Linked DNA regions of Mus musculus: region 1 is linked to region 2. The links are chromatin loops, found by intact Hi-C in ENCODE. Cell type or tissue: gastrocnemius. All regions are shown on one strand.

What was found. Hi-C counts contacts between places; a loop is a spot of excess contacts. Peaks named below come from ENCODE experiments on the same cell type or tissue, not always from the same donor. Only the 100,000 strongest peaks of a DNase experiment are listed, where the experiment ranks them.
Region 1: a loop joins it to region 2, with 3 times the contacts of the local background. A loop is called at or near these places in 15 of 42 quality-filtered maps.

The regions. Positions count from the first base shown.
Region 1 is chr4:119,293,358-119,295,857 of GRCm38, reverse strand. Ybx1 (Y box protein 1) reads left to right here and starts at 1,345. Exons shown (of 8, transcript NM_011732.2): 1 at 1,345-1,654; 2 at 2,053-2,116. The coding sequence starts at 1,495. In gastrocnemius, no CTCF peak of the experiment used is centred here; DNase peaks (open chromatin) are centred at 1,265 and 2,109; H3K4me3 peaks cover 2,435 bases; H3K27ac peaks cover 2,107 bases.
Region 2 is chr4:119,238,290-119,240,789 of GRCm38, reverse strand. It overlaps P3h1 (prolyl 3-hydroxylase 1), which reads right to left. Exons shown (of 15, transcript NM_019783.2): 5 at 2,005-2,144. Among named protein-coding and RNA genes, the nearest start is that of P3h1, 6.6 kb to the right of the region's middle. In gastrocnemius, a CTCF peak has its summit at 1,491 (motif pointing left); DNase peaks (open chromatin) are centred at 980, 1,284 and 1,450; H3K4me3 peaks cover 630 bases; H3K27ac peaks cover 1,476 bases.

The DNA of each region.
Region 1 (2,500 bases), 55 kb before region 2:
AGACTAGCCTGGCCTCGAACTCAGAAATCCGCCTGCCTCTGCCTGCCAAGTGCTGGAATTAAAGGCGAGCGCCACCACAGCCCGTCGGATTTAGCGTTCTTTTTGTATTTCTAGTTCATGCTTTTATTTACTGGGAGCTAGGAGTATGCCACAGTGCTCGTGGGGAGGTCAAGCTACAGCTTACAGGAAGAGGCTATCTTTCTCTTTCCATTATGTGGAGCTGAAGGCAAGAACTCAGGTTTGGCCAAGTGCCTTTACACACAGAGCCATCTCAGGTCCTCTTGTTTCCCCCACTCCCATCCCTTCTCTCTCTGCAGCCCCTTCTCCAAGCAGCAGCCTTTTCTTTCTTTAACGATGCTACTCCTTACTTACACCGCGAAAGCTACACTGCTCACCGGTGATCAGGGGAAGAATCTCAGGTTAAAAACACCTCTGCCCACCTCTGATTCCTACTTCGATTGGTTTCCTTTATTTGCAGTCTCCGTGAGACCCTATCTTTTCTAGGCCTTTGCACAAACCTACCTTTGCCTGAAATGTCACCACCCAACTCTTCCTGCTCCCACTCCCCAAACGCTGTGCTCACCCAACCAAGAAGTGGTGGGCGTTTAAAATTCCACCATCAGAAAGCAGAAACTAACTGGCAAACTACTTCAATCCCCAGTCAATAGTAGATGCGTAATAAAGAATGAATGAAGGTAGGCGGAGGGCTTCAGAAAGAAGGCAGCGTGTGTTTTACAGTGTATAAAAACAAGGATAGCAATCCTTGTCTACAGTGCTTAGTTTATAAAGTCAAAAACCCTAACATCCAATAAATGTGAGGCGAAATTAAATCTGATTTGTGGCCAGTATGAAATACATTTCCTCGGACGCCGGGGGAAACGATCACCCCCGCCCTGAACACGCTGAGTCGTGGCAGCTCCAGCGCCTGCGTGGTCCCTCCAAGGTGACTGGATCACCAAAAGCCTGACCCATTAAGGAGGCCCCGGCGTTCACCCAGCCGTGGGAAGGAGCCCCTTCTAGGAGGCCGGAGTAGGCCCGGCGATCGCGGCCCACGTGCGCGACGAGCGCAGCCCCATCTGGGAACGTTCCCTCTGCGCGTCCTCCCGGTACTCTATGGTGCTCACGGCCGAGGCTCTCATTCTAGTTCCGGTCTCTATGGCGGCGGAGGCCTGAGAAGCTGTGGGTCGGGCGAATTAGTCGCTAAAGATACCAATGAGAGCGCAGGAGCCGCGGAGCGTGAGCCAATAGGCGCTAGAGACCCGGTCAGGTGGTGAGATGGACAACGATGCGGACCAATGGGGGAGGACGAGGGCGGGTCTATCGCGGGGCTTATCCCGCCCGTCCCGCCATTCTCGCTAGTTCGATCGGTAGCGGGAGCGGAGAGCGGACCCCAGAGAGCCCTGAGAGCCCCACCGCCGCCGCCGGCCTAGTCACCATCACACCCGGGAGGAGCCGCAGCCGTCGCCGCCGGCCCCAGTCACCATCACCGCAACCATGAGCAGCGAGGCCGAGACCCAGCAGCCGCCCGCCGCCCCCGCCGCCGCCCTCAGCGCCGCCGACACCAAGCCCGGCTCCACGGGCAGCGGCGCGGGTAGTGGCGGCCCGGGTGGCCTCACATCGGCGGCGCCCGCCGGCGGGGACAAGAAGGTCATCGGTGAGCGCCAGAAGGGACCGGGGATGGGGCCGCGGGCCGGACCGTTAGGCGACGCGGCCCGAGCCACGGACTACGCGGCCGCCCCTCCCCCCCGAGGCCCGCGGCGCGCGCACACCGGGATCCCGCCGCTGCTCCGGCCGCCGCCGCCCCTCCCCCGCGCCCACCCGCCCCGGGGCCTCGTGCTGGGGTCCCCGCCCCGCCGCCTACGCAGCCGGAGGAGCGCGGGCTGCTTCCCCGGCCCTCACGTGCTCGCCTCCCGGGCGCACACCCACCTCGGACCCGCGCTACCCGGCGCACCCACGTGTGCGGCGAGGGCGGCGGCCCGGGCCTGCGGCTAGATCCTGGACCGACTTCCAGGGCCAGCCGGTGATTGGACGTTGTTGTGCTTTGTTTTCCAGCAACGAAGGTTTTGGGAACAGTCAAATGGTTCAATGTAAGGAACGGATACGGTTTCATCAACAGGTGAGATGCCGGGGTGGAAAGCTCGCGTCCGCCTCCTGCATGGGCCAGAGCCACCGCGGGCATGACAGGGTGGGGGATTGGGACCCTGTGTTTCTTCCTTGGGTGACGGGATTAGCGGGTCTGTAGACTCGCTTTGTGTTGCTGTTAAGTACCGATCTTGAGCTAGCCTCAAAAAGCTTTGGCACAAAGCAGGTCAAGGCAGGCGCGTCGCATGAGCCATGCCTTAACAGTTACCTTGCATCAAACTGAGGCAACTCCAGGCTAAGCACGCTTTTAACCTTGACATCCCTTTCTGCTTTGAAATTGCTATGTAAGAATGTGACCCGCTAATTAACATACAGGTGATCTTTCACCTTGTTAACCTCTCGGGGAACGGGATTTGAC
Region 2 (2,500 bases):
CAACTGAATTGTGTCTTTTTTTTTTTTTTTTTGAGACAGAGTTTCTCTCTGCAGTCCTGGCTATCCTGGAACTCACTCTGTAGACCAGGCTGTGAATTGTGTCTTGAGCCCTCTTTTCTTCTTGTTATATTTTATTTATTTACTTGGTGTGTTGTGGAGCGTGTGGCCTCCACTGTGCATGTGTGGAGGGCAGGGGACGACTTTGTGGAGTCTGTTATTTACATCCATCCTTTTGTGGGTTCTGTAGGTTGAACTCAGGTTACAAGCTTATGTGGCAAATACCTTTTTTTTTTTTAGAAGATCTTTTGTCAACCATTCTTTTAAGATTTATTTATTGATTTTATGTATATGAGTATACTATAGCTATCTTCAGACACACCAGAAGAGGGCATCAGATCTCATTATGGGTGGTTGTGAGCCACCATGTGGTTGCTGGGATTTGAACTCAGGACCTCTGGTAGAGCAGTCAGTGCTCTTAACCACTGAGCCATCTCTCCAGCCCGGCAAATACCTTTTTTAAAATTAGATTTTTTTATTCTATTTATTCTCTGTGTGTTTGTGTGTATGCGTGCGTGCGTGTGTGTGTGTGGGGGGGGGGGCGGCACTGTGACATAGGTGAGGAGGTCAGAGGACAATTTGTCAGTTTCCTCCTTGTACTGTGAGGGGCCAGAGCTCAAACTCAGGTCACCAGGCTCAGCAGCAAATGCCTTTACCCACTGAGCCATCTGCCATTTTAATTTTGAGACCAGGTCTCACTGCATAACCTTGAACTTGTGATTCTTCTGCCTCTGTTCCCTGAGTGGAAGCTCATGGGCGGAGACTGAACTTCATCTTAAAGACCCTTAGGAGCAGTAGGATTGAGAGCGATCCTATCTGGGTTTTGGGGTCCCCAAGCCCATGTTCTTTCTATTTGGCCACCTGCCACCCCTCAGAATGGCTGGGCTCGATCCGTCCCTGAAGGCGGGCAGCTATAGAATAGCTAAGCTTGGCACTCTGGCATTGCATGTGTATTCAGGGGTGGGGCTTACCCAGAGCTGGGAAACTGAGTCCCTTCCAGGGTCACATCTTTTCCCTGGGTCCCCTACTAGGATCCAAGCAGCAGAAGGAAGAGAGAAAAAGACAGTGCTAAAGTGGAGGCAGTTCAAGGAGGAACACATTAAAGGAGTCCACCCCGTCGGCTACCACAGTCACCCATGAGGAAGGAGTTTAACTGATCGGCTTCCTGCTCCAAATGCCAGAAACCAAGCCACACGTGCTATCCAGCGGGGTGAGCGGTCTGGCCGGGGGCGCAAACCAGTATTAGCTACTCTCGCCTGGGGGAGAGTTCTTCCTGGGGGAGAGTTCTAGGTAAATGTGCTCACACGAGTACATTCCTTCCCTTCTGAGAGACTCTTAATAGGATCCCAGGGAAGGGAAAAAGTATCAACCCAGCAAGACAAAGACTGGAAGGGCCTTCTTAAAGCTAGATGGCCGCCATCTAGTGGACAAGAAGGATAACTACAAGAACGCCAGTCTCAGCTGGGAGGGGCTGACAGTGGGATTATTTTCTTTAGAGACTCAATTCCAGAGCTGTGTGGGAGGAACTGTGGCTTGGCCCTCAGAGTTGAAGTCTGTACCTAAGTTTTCTCCTCATTCTAGAGATGTGGATAATGCTGAGTAATTGAAGAAAGCAGACAATGACAAGGAGAAATGCACTCTGGGACTAAAACAGAAACAGAAAGCCGTGTGAGCAAAACAGACCCATTATGAAGGAAAGAACACTGCCTTTGGGCAAATGGCATCCAGCGTCTAGCTTGGGTGTCAATCAGGGCAGAGAAATCTGTGTGCCAATCCAAAGAATGTACATCGAACTCTAGAGGATTTGGCTCTGCCATGTTCTACAAACTCCTGGTACTCCTTCCCACCCTGAGTGACAAGCTGAGTCCAAGACCGGCCCCACCCCACCCCACCCCATGAGCACTCATCTTCCTTCTGATTGGGTTCAGCCAGAAGCCAGTCTCTCACCTCCCTGGGGCTGATGGAGCTGGCCTCTTCTTCTCCAAGCATGGCTGTGTAATAAGCCAGATTCTGGTGCATCACCTCATCATTGGGAAAGAAGAGGAGGTAGGTCTTGGCACATTCAATAGCTTGTGTATAGTTCCCAACTGCAAAGGAAGAAAAGCAAACGGCCGTGAGGGAAGGGTATAATCCCAGACACCAGCAGCCACTTAGCATCTGGTTTCAGAGAAGCCTTGAGGCCACAATGACAGGACAAAGTAGTATTTTCCACACAACTTTCTAGAAGAGGAAGATTAGAATAGCTGGGAGCCTCCTAGACAGAAGGACCTCTTTAACTCGACGCGGACACACACCATGTACTCTTGGATGTGCTATTCTGGCTGGGACCCAGTAGGTACCCAGTAAACAACTGCTGATTTGCTGAGGGTTTGTTTTTCTGGATATTTTTCGTCCCTTTACCCCTGGAGGAAGACTGGGCCTGCCCTGTGAGCTAGTGTCAACA